3 separate regions of the Mus musculus genome follow, and all the other regions are linked to region 1. Evidence: chromatin loops called from intact Hi-C (ENCODE). Cell type or tissue: left cerebral cortex. All regions are shown on one strand.

The links. Hi-C counts contacts between places; a loop is a spot of excess contacts. Peaks named below come from ENCODE experiments on the same cell type or tissue, not always from the same donor. Only the 100,000 strongest peaks of a DNase experiment are listed, where the experiment ranks them.
Region 2: a loop joins it to region 1, with 1.9 times the contacts of the local background. A loop is called at or near these places in 3 of 42 quality-filtered maps.
Region 3: a loop joins it to region 1, with 3 times the contacts of the local background. A loop is called at or near these places in 3 of 42 quality-filtered maps.

What each region holds. Positions count from the first base shown.
Region 1 is chr4:82,853,337-82,858,336 of GRCm38, reverse strand. Zdhhc21 (zinc finger, DHHC domain containing 21) reads left to right here. Exons shown (of 9, transcript NM_026647.4): 2 at 4,222-4,368. Among named protein-coding and RNA genes, the nearest start is that of Zdhhc21, 3.8 kb to the left of the region's middle. In left cerebral cortex, no CTCF peak of the experiment used is centred here; DNase peaks (open chromatin) are centred at 2,018 and 4,341.
Region 2 is chr4:82,913,379-82,918,378 of GRCm38, reverse strand. It overlaps Frem1 (Fras1 related extracellular matrix protein 1), which reads left to right. Exons shown (of 37, transcript NM_001198811.2): 30 at 1,599-1,748; 31 at 3,539-3,759; 32 at 4,365-4,412; 33 at 4,682-4,846. Among named protein-coding and RNA genes, the nearest start is that of Gm33260, 7.8 kb to the left of the region's middle. RefSeq lists an enhancer at 108-3,006. In left cerebral cortex, no CTCF peak of the experiment used is centred here; DNase peaks (open chromatin) are centred at 1,908 and 2,208; H3K4me3 peaks cover 328 bases; H3K27ac peaks cover 605 bases.
Region 3 is chr4:83,181,273-83,186,272 of GRCm38, reverse strand. Gm46887 (a long non-coding RNA gene) reads left to right here. Exons shown (of 3, transcript XR_001784537.1): 1 at 1-240. Among named protein-coding and RNA genes, the nearest start is that of Gm46887, 2.8 kb to the left of the region's middle. In left cerebral cortex, a CTCF peak has its summit at 2,770; a DNase peak (open chromatin) is centred at 2,807.

The DNA of each region.
Region 1 (5,000 bases):
CCACGGTGAACATTTACCTCATGACCAAAAAAAAAAAAAAAAAAAAAAAAAACAAAACAAAAAAAAAAAAACAAAAGAAAGACCTCCAGAATTCAATTTGACTGTAAAACAGCAGAATTATATTAGATGTCTTCAAACTATGGAGAGCTCTGTTAATACTTAAGGAGCTGTAGCTAGAATAAACACAGTGTACATGTTTAAGAGAAATTGATGTCTAAGCAAGCTTTGTTTACTTACGAAAATTTAAATACCTAAGTACCTACGTATCGGTACGTCCATTAGGATCCAGACAAAAAGAAATCAGTTGGTCATAACCTTTTCACTTATGTGCCCACTGCCTGACTTCTCTAATTCATAATGGGTAATTCAGAATTCTATTGGGAAAGCACATGTAGTAGTAGAGAGACTAAGAACTCTGGGAAATGTCCACTTGGAACCTATGGAAACGGCTCAGCATAGGATGTTGTGTGTTGCAGCAATATAAATTTATCAGGCATAACTGGGGAAGCAAAGGAATGTAGACTTTATTATATTATTTAGCAAAAGTATTAGGGTTTAGATTCAACTTTTCAAATGTAGAAATTAAAGATCATTCTAGTAGAACAGTCAGGGTATGCATTTATTATATACTATTACTGAAATTAAAGATGTTTGACATAATATAGAATGAGCAAAAAGTAGAGGTCTCCCATGATCTCCCCGATCTATCGCCATATATATGTTTGCATATATATGTCAGTCAGTGGTAGAGTTCTTGCCTGGGATGAGCAAGGCCCTGGGTTGGATCCACTGCACTGGAAGGAGGAGGGATGGTGAAAAATTAAAGAAAGAAAGAAGCCTGGGTATGATTTGTTGGTTAAGGATCCCCAGGAAGCTCTATCAGCTCGTTTGGTAGTCACATTTTTCATGTGTGAGGCTGCTAGCCAACCCTAAACTACCTTACTGTAATGTCAGTTTATTAGCATGTTTCTTGGTTTATAGCTGGCTATGTCTTTTGCATTATAGGCCTGCTTTTCTACTGTAGTCATCGCAGTGTAGATTAAGCTGCTTCTAGGCTTTAAGGGGCTCGATGTAGATACACACACACACACACACACACACACAGACACAGATACAGAGAGTGAGTGAGTTAGAGAGATCAGATTTGGTACAGATTAGCAGTGCTTGATTGTGAATTCACACATTCTTTTTTTTTAAGTCTTTTATCTGTGGTTAGAGAGTTACTTAGTTGTTCACAACCGGCAGAATTTCATTATTAGAAGCATTTAATGTTAGTATGCTTAATTCATACCTGTGTTGGTAAACTCTGCTATGTGTGGGCAGGCCAATCTAGCCTTTTTTTCTTTTCCCAGGATGTCTTGGCCCAGTGGCTACTTGAAGGGCAATAGCTTGCTCCTTTTCCCATTTGGAAGAACATGTCTGGTTAACACCCAGGAAAAACCTGACTTGGCCTCTACATTTCTGGCTTCTACTGTACCTGAGTGTTTTTTCCTAGTGTTATTTTTGGAGGAAGGTAATTACTGAACCTGTCTCCACCCTACATTAATATTGCCTTTTGTGTTTTTGTACTCCTGTGTTCCTCCATGAAAATCCCCACAGAGCTTTTCATACACGGAAACAGTATTTGATAGTCGGTCTTTAGTTGGTATCATTCTACATCTTCCAAGTCATTCTTGGGTCAGGAGAGTACAGAAGTACGTAACGCTGGCCTGGTGTTGTCAGCGGAAGTGCATACTTGGGAATTCTATGAAGCTGGTATACATGTGCATGTGAAGGGCCAACAGCTTATGTCCAGTTTTGTCCAGACTGCAGTAACAGAGAGCCTTCCGCAGGGTGCATTGAAACCATTGGAGGTGCCAGGACAATGTGCCTGGACACTACAGCCCCCGTGATTCTTTGATTTGTGTCTCAGAATGCCTTGGCTATACTTGTTCACTAGCTTCTGAAATCAAGTGCTGATTTCCATCCAGGCTCCACTCTTGGCTTACATCTGGCTTTCTACTTGGAGGAGGAGCTTTGTTTCAGATCAAACCTGTATTTTCTTTTTTCTGCTTGAAAACAGAGCAGGCCGTGTGTGACACGCATCTTCCCTGCATACTTACAAAGCAATATGTCAGTGGGAAGCCTGCAGTAACTGAAGGGGTCTCTGGCAGTTTATTTTGTGTGAGTGTGTGTGTATGCATGTGTGTGGGCACATACTTGCCATGGCACATTTTGTAAAAGTTAGAGGACCATGTACAGGAATTCCTTCTCTCCTCCCACCATATGGGCCCCAGGAATTGAACTCAGGTCTGCAGGCTCGACGGCAGGTGCCTTTACCCACAGAGACTTCTCACTGATCCTAAAGGGTTTAATTTAATAAATAATTCCCTGGCTTTGGTATTAAACAAAATAGAAAGTAGATGGATGGTTAAATGTTAGTAACACTTTTAATGATGGGGTTCAGTGATATCTTTATTTAGGATTGCTAAAGTCATACTTATTTTTAATTCACTTCGCTTTCAAGTCACCGTTGGCCAATGGTGCTTCCTTGCTAGGCAGCTTCCCACTGAAGTGTGACAGCAGTCCTCTAAGTTAGCATTATCATCCCTGTTTTGCCATGTTACAATGAAACTTGGAAAGGAAAAAGAGGCAGTACAAGTTTGACCATAGCTCCCTATTTTTAATGCCCATATAAGACAGGTCTACTTTGTTGATAATAAACTGAGTATTGATGATATTTTTAAAATAATGTTAGGCAGATTGCTAAAGTCAACTAGAGCCTGGTATCTCAGAGTTAACTGCCATGATTAATCAGTTTTTAGAGTAGAATAAAATCAAAAGCCAAGTAACTTTATGGATGTCTTTAAAGATATGTACTTGCAACTTTGGTTTTTATTGTGGTATGTTTAAAAAACTAATCCGTTTTTTATATTGTTTTAAATGTAGCGTGTTAATAAATGTACAGTGCTGATGTTCAGTGACATTTTATAGTTGTGAGGCATTGAGATATTGTTATCTCCTAACTTTTGGATTCAGGGGCTTCATGTTATTTGTATCCCACAGAGTGATTTTTTTTAGACTTTTAGTCAGTGAGTGGCTGGGATTTGAGTCATGGGTGATTGACCTGTGCTGCTTCCTAATAATGTGACTGACAGAAAGTGCTGTGAGGAAGCCATCAAGAGCTCCAAGCCTTAGCTGCATTACCAACTTTGGCCATGTTTCAAAATGTACTGCATATAATTCTCGGGCTTGCCTGTTTGTTTTCCTGGATAAAAAATTCATTTGTTTACCAATAGTGACGTAGCAGCTCCCCAAGTTTGTCATACATCCTTGGCCCCTAAGGGCAAGACAAAAGTGAAGGAGACCACTTTGAACTTGGTTAAAGTTAGTGGGTGCTGAGAGATGGCTCAGTGGCTAGGAGCACCTGCTGCTCTTCTAGAGGACCAGAATTTCTTCAGCATCTGTGATAATATGTATTTAATAACTTGGTTGAAGAAGTGAGTTGGTATGCCCTATGGAGAGTTCTTTATAATATGACCTTTTAAAATTTGAACTGTAGTAGTTCACTTTTCTGGTTGACTCTCAGTGGTTTTGTTCGAGGAAGATAAATTTTTTGTTAGCATTTTGAATGAGAACATGGACTTTACATTCCTCTGTTCGCCTGTCGAGCTTAGAGACTTGGAGCTGCACATTTGATCATCACTGTCCTGATTCTCACAAGTGGGCTAAGAATGCATTGTGACTCTTTGCTTTGTGGCTAAGGCAGTTCACTGAGCCCAAATGCACAACACATGGTTATTTGGTTTCATGGGAACTGGATGATTTCAAAAGAGAGAGCTTACAGGAATAAAGACCATGGTGCTCCTGGCAGTGTGTGTGTGTGTGTGTGTGTGTGTGTGTGTGTGTGTGAGAGAGAAAGAGTGAGTGTGTGTGTGAGTGTGTGTGTGTGTGAGAGAGTGTGTGTGTGTGTGTGTGTGTGTGTGTGTGTGTGTGTGAGTGTGTGTGAGAGAGTGTGTGTGTGTGAGAGAGATAGAGTGTGTGAGTGTGTGTGTGAGTGTGTGTGTGGCGGTGTGTGTGTGTGTGTGTGTGTGTGTGGTGGGGAGGGGATAGGAATGCACAAGCCACCTGGACTGGTCATCTTAGTTCTGATCTTAACACCTTTGGTTATTTACTTTCCCAGAATATCTTCCTGCTTACTGTTTTTATCTCTGTAAGACATTTTTGTTAAACTCTTCATAGGTACTCACAGAGAACTGGTATTGAAGGGAGGCCCATACGATGGAATATGAAATATAAAGAAATAAATAAAAGAATGACTCAAGAAGATAGCACTTCTAAATGCAAGTGCCAGAAAAATCACAGTTCATCTCAGTGAATTTGCAAGTGGTAAGTGGGCATTCAATTTTACATAAGAATGTGTTTGCTTTCCGTGAGATAGTGTGTCCTTGAAATCTAGTGCTTAGCAAATTCCTTTGCTAATGAAGAATTAAAGGCAATTTAGGCTTTTTCATATTAAAATTTAATAATGTATTTTCTTAAGACTTTAATGTCAGAAACATCTTTTTAAATTATAAATCTTAATGGCTTTATGCAGTTCTTTCTGCACTACATTTTAAAAACTAATCTTAAGTGAGAAAGTGAAGCTCAAATTAAACATTTTTGTTTTTAAGACCATTGGTGTCTGTGCTTTAGGCTATTTCTATTTTTCAGTTGGTTGAAAAGAATGTAGAGTTTCATGTCCTCACTAATAGACTTAGAAGAAAACATAACTTGTACATATAGCATAAAAGCTATCCCTCCTTCCTGCTCTGTCAGCCATGTGTTACATGTGGTCTTAGGGATGATCTGAGATGGCTGTCTGCTCAGTCTTGAAACAGCCTGACTGAGATAGCAACTATAGATGATGTCAAGGCATGGGCTTGGCACATCGCTTCGCGCACAAGTCAACTGGGGAGGTTGAGGCAGTCAGCTGTACTTCTCGCCAGTGATGGTCTTTGCATGGCTAACCGCCCCATTCT
Region 2 (5,000 bases), 60 kb before region 1:
TTAAGCAACTGCTGCAGATGTTGGCATTCAGTGGGAGTCCTGAGACCAATCTTCTTGGGTACCCAAAGACAATTTGTCTCCTCCAAAAAGTTTCAAACTCCTTTAGGTCAGAGCTTGGCTTATGCTGCATGTCTGGTGTTCTCCATAGCGTCTAGTGCAGAGGGAAGCACTTAGGGATAAAACACACATTTTGGCAGACCCACTCGTCCATCAGTGAGTTGGGAATTAGTTAATGTCTTATATTAGATAGTTCAACTTCTGATTTTGCAAAGACTGTAAAAAGAGATCATCTGAGACCACAGAAGATGCTGAAAGCATCATAAATCGGACACCAGCTTGTTCTTTACCAAAATGACTGCAGATGCCCCCATTTTCCCTATAAAGGCAGCCCAGTTCAGAAGTGAACAATTTATCCTTTCTAATGAATGCTGCAGGGATCCATGATATGCTGAATGGGCCATAAGAACTCTATGAGACATACTTTTGAGAAGGTGGCTGTCATGTAGGTGACAGAGTAACAGACATATCAGCATGCAAGCAAAAAAGTCAGTTTTCAGAAGAGAAGGCTGGGAAAGAGTGTTTAGCCACTGTATAGAGAAAGACTTATGGATATGGAAGCACCCATAGGCAGGGGAGGCAGGACAGACTTCCAAGCTTTGCTCTAGAGCCTAAACTGTAAACTTACTGTCCTTTGTCCCTGTCTCTGCCTCTTATGCCACCAAGCAGCCTTCAGCTTGCTTACCTCTGCCTTCACCTTCCCTTCTAAGTAAGTCAGGAAGATGTTTCACAGTTCCCATCATGCACACTGCTGGAGATTGAGACTGTTTCAGAAGTGTCTTCTAGCCTGAGTACTTTGTGTCTCCGATTTGAATTTGCCTTCCATCCTGATGGGACAGATTGGCTGGGATATCTTAGCGAATGAAGAGTTATGTTAAGTTCAGAAGGTTATGTGGAATAAACTTGTTTGTACTCCATGTTAGACACAAAGAGGGGACATGGAGGCTGGACCAGTCTATGGGTACAATCCTCAGCCCATACATTCTCTCTAGGAGAGTATGCAACTATTGAACATTGCATCAATCAGAAAAATCATCCATGGGCTAGAAGATCTGGGGGTGGGGGTGATAGCAGCCGATGCAGGCAGCAGTTGGAGTACATGAATCACGTCAAGGATTCTGTGAGGTGCCTGAAGTACCATCCAAAAATCACTTCTGTCTGCTGCACCCTCTTAAGATTTTTGCAACTATTAAGATTTTCAAATCGTAGTAACTATTTATTCTAAGGCACAGAGGGGGTGGGGTTGGAAGAAAAATTATGTCTGGGATTTTGTCTACTAACCTTTTATCCTCCCCCTGTGTAATGCTGCTTACTTTTTGTTACAGTGTTTGCATTGAAGGCCGGTCATCATTGTCCAGGAACAAATGCACTCTTTTTATATTATTTGGGAGAACAGCAGGGCCTCAGTGAGTTGGTGGCAGTACAATAGCTCACTCGGGCTACTGCAGTCTAGCGGTAGACATGTTAATTAATATATTTCTCTGACACCTAGGTGATTGAAATAGCAATTAAAGAGTAATTAAAATGTTTACTTCTTGTAGGAATGTCAACTAAGATGTGGAATATAGCAATTACCTATGACGGATTAGAGGAAGATGATGAGGTCTTTGAAGTAATTCTGAACTCCCCTGTGAATGCGGTTCTTGGCACGCAGACAAAAGCGGCGGTGAAAATTTTGGACTCAAAAGGAGGTATTCTTTTGATCCTCGTCTTGAAATCAGGAGCAGTCCTGGCGCCATGGCTGCTGGCTTGCAGCAGCCAACATGCTTGATAACGCCTTCAAATCAAAATGCGTAATTTCTTGTCAAGAAAGCCGCCTGCACCATGACTCCCGGGTTCTTTATTCTGGTGTGTGCTTCATGTGGTTTTTCCTCCTGCTAAGAGCAATGGCTGCAGCGAAGCAACAAGTCAGAGCCCTGGTTGCTTTTTTCTAACCATTTGTTGTTCTCACCAAGGGGGAAACAATGTTGGTGAGAATCTATGGACAATTATTTCCCCCCTGAGTTTGCAGGGCTGTAATTATCTTTCCTCTGTTAAGGAGAGCTCTCAGTGCCCAAAACAGGAGCCCCCACTGTAGTGTGACCAGGAAAATTCTAAGAAGGGAAGGAATTGGAGGAAAACAGACGTGAAGATGCAGCTGGCTGGGGATTCAGGGGGCAGCTGGAGAATACTAATGAATGACTTGGTGAGGCAGAGCCAAACGGTTCTGGGAAGAGCCTGCTAGAGAGCAACCTACAAATAAAACGAAAAGCAAAGCCCTTGGCGCTCTGAGGGTTTGTTCTGCCAAAGTCCTTCTGCTTCCAGTTCCTTATCTATGTGACACTTTATGTGTCCAGCGTGACACTCGATTTCAAGCCTTTTTTAAATGCTTGTCATGCCCCGTGATCTGCAGTTTTCTTCCTTACCTATAATCTGGTGTCCCCTTGCTTACCTTATAATAAAAGTGGGTGTTGTCTCCTTTGCTCTGTACACCCACATTTCCATGACATCTCTCATCCCCCTTTTCTCCACACCACGTGTACTTCTTGGCCAGCAGGAATTTCCACTCACATTGAGTGTGGGAAATATACACAAACAAAAATGCTCTGGACTTGGAACGTAGCTCAGTGGCAGAGTGCTTGCTTAGCCTGCAAAAGGCTCCGTGGTTGAATCTCCGTGCTGCTAAAAATAAAATAAATATTCAGCCAGGTTCTTTCGGCAGGTCGTTTTGTTTTCTTGTTAATTGAGGTTTTGTAATTGTTCTTTAATCTTTAATTCCTTTTTACTTATGGTTTGGTGGGGAGGTCAGAGGACAACCTGTGGGGATCTGTTCTCTCCTCTTATGTGTGTTCCCAGGATCAAACTCTGGTAGCCAGGGTTAGTGGTCAACATCCCCACCTGCTGAGCCACTTCACTGGCTAGTTTGTTTGTATTTGGTGGGCTGTTTTCTGCACCTTCCCAGAAATATTCATTGTTGAAGTTTCTAGTAGAGACTCTCTTAAGATTCACTAGGGTTTTGTCCCTTTAGAGTTGATTGCAAATATTTTACAGCTGCTGCTTGTTCACCGCTCCCTTTAAACAATCCTAGTTTGTACCTCTAAAAGACTGGAGGAAAACTCGATTCCTTTCCCAGTGTTGGGAGGGGGTGGCACTTGATCGGTGAATAAACCTTCCATGTTGGGGAGGATCACAGGAGGGAAGTGAGCCGGTTTCCTAAGCGTCTGGAATGATTATCAAGCCATGACAATGATTTTCATCTATGATTTGTGGGATGGATTTCATGAGTTTATAATCACCCCATCCATGTGCAGAAGGGATACCGCTTTCCCAGGTGGAAACTGATGACGAGAGAGGGAGTTTCTGGCAAATGGGAAAAAGGCAACATCTGGTGGGAAATTCATCCGTCTAGGTTTAATGACAAGCTGTTCCAGGAACTGTGTCAACGCCATTGCTTATGTGTTTGTGTAGTGTACTGATTGCCTGCCATCTTGCATGCCTCCAGGACGGTGCCATCCTTCAAATTCCTTCAACCAAAGCAAGCACAGCACGTGGGGGAAGGGCCCTTGGCATCCGCTGCCCTCAGGCTCATCCTCGCTCACCACTTCAGGTTCTCCTCTTCTGGAAAGGCCTCCTCCATCTTTCACCAGTGGAGATGCTCTTCAGGGTTTTGGTCTCACCGACCTCACTCAAAGGAAGACAATGACCCAGGGGAATGGCAAATCAGTAAGGATGAAGACTGGGAGTGGGTGTGTGGGGATGTGTGATAAGTGGCTGATACAGTGCAGAACGGTTTGGATTCTCATAGTGAGTGCTTTGTGGAGTCATGCAGTGCCTTTTATGTGCAAATATCATTATGCTGACCCACTCCACTAACTGTGCCAACTGAAGCGGTAGGCACATTCATTCAGCCGTGTGAATCCTGCTTTGGTTCCTTTTTATGATCAAGATAGATAGGGAACAATCAGTGGTCCTAGAACAGAAGCACGGTTAAGTGACCCCCTTGGGTGTGGAAGCTATGATGCCCACCAGGCACACTCTCACATGTGTGTGCATGCACGTGTGTACCTGTGTGCTTTCCTGAATCTCTCTGTGCTACAGATGCACTGAAAACGAAAGCCACCTCTCTGTCCTGCTTGTCAGGAATCAGCATGATCATGAGCTGTGGTTAGACATGATGGTTTACAAAATTCTATTGAACCTGGCATGAAAAAAAAAAGTCTCGGGAAATATTCTTTTTAAGTTTTCAGTTATTTCAGAACCTTACTAAAATATACTGCTACTTGCTTTTAAAGTCGGTTTTGCGCACATACGTCTTTTGTTGCTTTCAGGTTCTCCCATCCTCTGTTTGTAGAAATGGGACAGACACCATCTACAATGTAAGCACAAAGAATTGCCAAATGTCTTAAGTTCATAGATGTCTTCATAGAAGTGATACTATTATATTTTTCTCTTTCTCTATTTTCCCGAAGTTTTTTTTTCTGAAAAAGTTTTTTTTTTTAAAGAAGATTGGGTGATTGAGAAAAATCCTTTTTGTCTCTTTGCCTTGATGCTGTCTTTTAAATGCTTATTATCATTATTAAAAGGTTTGTGTACTTTCTCAGTGTTTATTTTTCTCTCATTGTTTTTGTTTGCTGTTTTCCTCAAGTACCATGGTATAGTTTCCTTGAAACTAGAGGGCGACAGATTCTCAGCTCACAAACGGAAGGCCAAAATATCCATTGTTAGTCAGCCACAGAGGACAATCAAGGTGGCAGAGCTGCCTCTAGCTGATAAGGTGGAATCCACAACTGATTTGCACTTTCTCAGACAGGTATGGAAATCTTCCTTCCTTCCTGTTTGCCTTCCAGCAAGCTGTTCCCTGGGCCACAAACACACTTCATTCACAAAATGGACCCCAAGTTGGGGGACAGTTTACTTGACACAGATGTTGTACTGTAGATGAAGACCCAAGGAAGGAAACTGCT
Region 3 (5,000 bases), 330 kb before region 1:
CCAGGACTCATCTGAGGTAGGCAATTCGTTTACACTTGTTTGGAAAACCGAGGCAGGAGCCCACCTGTGCTGCCTAATTATGCAAACAAGCTGAATCAACAGAAACTCAGTCAACGACTTGTGAATCCTTAACAAAAGCATGCAGGAAAAAGACTGCCTACTCTGGGCAGCTTTTCATTGGGATTTGAGAAAGGAAACTGAGACCAAGAGCTTCTAGCCCTCGGGTACAATCCATCTCTGGTAAGTGTTAACATTTTGATGTTTGTTTCCTGAGTTTTAAAGAGGGGTCGATAGACTAATACTTCTCTGGCCCCTTCCAGGCAGAACAGCCACCATCAGCTACAAACTGTAGCTGTCCTGGCTTGTTATTATTGCAGTGCTAAGATGCCACAGGTTTTTGTTGTTGTTTTGCAATTTACAGCTTGTAATCCCTCTTGAAGGGAAGTCCGGGTGGGAACTCAGAGCAGGAACCTGGAGGCAGGAACTGAAGCAGGTGCTGCCCCCTGGCTTGTCCCCCATGGCTTTTCAACCCTTTACTTTCTCATATAGTCCAGGACCAGCTGCCTAAGGGTGGCACCGAGCACAGTGAGCTGGGCCCTCCATATCAATCATTAATCAAGAAAATGTCCCAAAGACTTGCCCACAGGCAATCCGATGGAGCCATTTTTTCAATTGAGGTTTCTCTTCCTAGAGAATTCCAGCTTGTGTCAAGATGGCAAAACAAACAAACCAACCCCCCCCCCAACAAAAAACAAAAACAAAAACAAAATGAAGCAAAACAAAACCCAAAATATTGGTGCTTTGACTGTTTTTTTCATTATATATGAGAAGACCCTGATCTTCTTTATAGAATCCCATGTGAACAGTGACAGTTCCCGGTGCACTACCATGTATCCTGCAGAATTGTTAATTCAGTTTGCATTAGAGCGTCTCTTCTTCCACAAATAATACTAACAGTAATGGTTCTGCTTCCAGCACGCTGGCCAAGAGTTTTAAAAGCATTTCAGTCTTTATTTGTGTCCGTGTCACAGTGGAACCTATGACCTATTTGGGATCTGAAAGTTCAGCACCAGCCATATGAACAGCGTAGGGAGGCTCCAGTAGTTAGCTTCTAGTTGTCTGCCTTTTACCTCCCTTCCTTGGGCCCTCCCTTGCACAAGACTGAAAGATGGGTGTCGGCAAACCCTGGGAAACGACCATAGGGGCATTTGTTTCTTATCATTGTGCTCAGGGCCTTCTCTTTGAGACTAAGAATTGAAGTGACTTGCCCAAACAAATATGGCTGTTCACAGTGGAACTAGGCCCGAGGTTTCTGAATAAACTACTGTACTGGCCAAAACCCGGTTTCCTTAGTAAAAAGCTCTTGCCTGTCTCTTTTCACCCAGATTAACTTGTTTGCCTCACGCTCTTCCTGGAGTTTGGAGTCCTTGTTAGCACTTGCATGCTTTCTCTGCTGCTCTGTTGGCCCCAGGAGTATTTCTCCCCACCCCTCCGATCCATTGATGTTAGCAACAGAAACATGGGATGTTTAAAAGAAGAGAATGGTCTAGAAACATGGGGACATTCTTCTGTGGGCCAGTTGCTGCCTTTCGTGTCTTAGGGGACAGGGCTGGCTCTTGAGGGAGCCACAGCCACTGGATTCTCACTCATGGCTGACGTGGAATTTACTATGCAGTCCAGTATGGCCTTGAAATTGACTTCAATCCTCTTGCCTCAGCATCCTGAACACATGGGATCACAGGTGTGAGTCACAGTAGCCAGCTCTGTCCAGAGATTTCTGATTGGATTGTGTGTGTGTGTTCTCTACAACCACCACATCCAGCAGAGTAATGATCAGCATGCAATTTCGTTCAGCACGACTAAATAGCTGGTATTGGTCCAAACTGTGGGAATCTGACCTCGAGTAGTTTAGGCATATTAAAGCAGTGCACAATTTGGTGGAAACTTTCCTGGTTACATGTGCACAATGAAGCCCACATAAACCTCCTTGAAGAACAAAGTAAGCTAAATAAAGATCGGATGTGACTATGTTGAAATCCTTTGTAAAGTACCTGTGACACATTCGGTAGAGATGAGTTCTGTAGATTGAGAAAAATAAGCTCACGATAGGAGTTTTGGGGAGTGTCTGGTGTGGTCCCCAGCTCACTCATATAGCACAAAGATCACCGTGTTATTAACTACGTCTGCTTCCAGATCTCTGGGCAGGTAGCAGGGTGTATATCCCTTCCTTTGAAGGAACAGCCCTGTGTGTTTAACATTCCAGGTTCCCTAGTGTTTATGAGCACAAAGACCTCTCTGTGCCTCCCCCAGGGGCATCTTTACCTGCTCATTGATTCTTAATTGCCGGGCACTTCTGTCAGGCCTTGGTGAGTCTTCAACTTTTTTGGGGGGAGGGGGTGTCCTAATTTATCCTCGAAAAGCCCTCCGGGTCAAGTATCATTTAATACAAATTATTAGGGCAAATGGTCTTCTATGGCCAGTGCTGCCACCACCTGGGGTCTGCCATTATTTCCTTCCTTCGGTGTTTGAGTCCCCTGACTTCTGCTTCACACTCTCTCCTCAGCCCTTTGGAGAAGCTTCACGGAGCCCTGTAGGCTCAGGTAGACCTCTCCCACATGCAATTTCCCACCCGAACCCTCTCATAACCATGACTCTATGCTGTGTGCCATGTGGGCACCGTCCACCATGCCCCTGTGTATTATTGTCCTCACCCTGCCTTCTCCTTATCCTCTGCCCTTTCTTTCAGGCCGGGTGCAGTGTTGCAGGCTCCTCAGTAGGTGGCAACCTTCACAAACAGAAATCAGGCAATTTCTCAGCTGCCAGAATAGTTACCTCAGCTGCTCTTGCTCCCTAATTAGAGACACTTGCTTCCTCTGAGCTGCAGAAGCTGCTCCCAGTGTTATTGTTCTGGGAGGGGGCGGGGGCAATCTGAGTTGTTTGAGTGACCCCACTTTCTGTCATCTCATGCTTAGACCAGAAAATGGGGACTCATGCTCTTCACTGTTCGCTCTCAAGAACACGGAAGCACCTTCTCTCTCATGAAGTATTCCAGCTTTGGTACAGAATTTTTGTTTTGAAGGGGTGATAATGATCTTTATCATCAAAGTAATGGAAAGGAGAAAATATTTTTTGAAACACAAGGCTACACCATTAGATGTAAACAAAGGCATGAAAAAAAGAACAACCCACACACATTATTGGTGATTCTGTCTCCAGTTAACAAGAAGAGAGAGTTGAAATGGGAAAATCAGAGATTTTTGGTACTTGGGAATTTGCTGGAGCAATCAAAGGCATTATGGTTTAGGCCACTCTGAGGTCTCACTATCAGGTCTCTCTGAGTCTACACTATCAGGCCACTCTGAGATCACACCATCAGCTCAATATGAGGTCACTCCTACAGTCCACTCTGAGATCACACTTACAGTCCACCTGAGATCACACCTACAGGCCACACCTTCATGCTACCCTTTAGCTCTATATCTTCACCATCTGTTGACAGGCACTGAAGGAGTCTGGGTAGGCAAGTGGGTGTGCTTCCTTTCCTCACTGTGCCCTCCAGAACGTTGGGTCACTGGTATCAATTTTACCTCCAGGGATGAGTTTCCTGGGTCATCTGATGCCTAGGCCACTTTCCCTTCAGACAGTCTTCAGCAAGAGATCTGATCAGTGGAAAGGAACGAGACTGGCTTTCAGCCAAGGAAACGTCCACTTCTAAGCGTACACTGTGGTCTTCAAAGAACACTGTGGGAAGGCTTGTTCTCGTTTTAACAATGTTTTGATGACCTCAAGCAAGAAAGTTCCTTTCTTAGTCTTATTTCAGAGCCCTTGGCAATGGAGTGATAGCTATTCTGGGGCCACTCTGTGGATCCTTGGCTCTATGTGTTTTTGGCATTCCTGTGTTGTGCATGCACTGTTTAGCATGTGCGTATCGAATTACCTGGGTGTCATTCCAGGCAGGTTTAGTCTATCCTCTCATTTGTTCTTTGAATCAAAGGCAATTTATTCCTGAGAATACTTGTGTCCGATCTGAGAAGGGGTGATCCCAGTGGTCTCTGAATACCTAGTATATGCAGTGATGAATCTTTGGTTTCTGTTGAACTTACAGCATCAGACCTCAGGACTAGAAACCTAGTTTCTTCTTGTTAAGATAAAACTGATTGACCAATAGGAAGTAGTGTAACTGGACTTCTAGGGCACTGAAATGACTCTGTAATGTATATATCATTGCCAGTTGTAACTGATGTAGCGCCCTGGGTCAGAATTACCCTTCTGGGGAGACTGTGAGGGATTGCAGAGGGAAGATCTTTGCGCTTTCTTCTCAATTTCCTGTGGGAAGCCATTATAACCATTAAAACTGATGTGGAAAAAATAAGACTTAAAATTTTTTTTATATATTATGTATATATGTGTGGTTGTGTGTGTGTGAGTACAGTGCCCAGAGAAGCCAGAAGGGAGTGTTGGACAGCTGTTAACAACACATGTGGGTGCCAGGAACCAAATTCTGGTCCTCTGCATGAGGTACGTGGTTTCAACTCTGAGCCATCACTAGCCCAAATCTTTTTTTTTTTTTAAGTTAAGCAATAACCAAAATAAAAAGAAAGGAAAAGGAACAGCACATAGTCTAAAACAAAAGCCAGAAGATGTGTGTGTGTGTGTGTGTGTGTGTTTAAATCTGTCTTAAGAACATCCACACATATACTACTGTATGTGTGTGCTTTAATGATTAAAATAGTCCACATTAGTATTCTGAGAGGACCTTTTTCTTTCCGGCCCCTTGGTCCTGGCAAGTTGAGATTTATGATATGCTGAGAGGGCTCTCTACACTGGAATTTCCTTTTTTTTTTTTTTAAAAAAGATTTATTTATTTATTTATTTATTATATGTAAGTATACTGTAGCTATCTTCAGACACTCCAGAGGGGACATCAGATTTTGTTACAGATTGTTGTGAGCCACCATGTAGTTGCTGGGATTTGAACTCGGGACCTTCGGAAGAGCAGT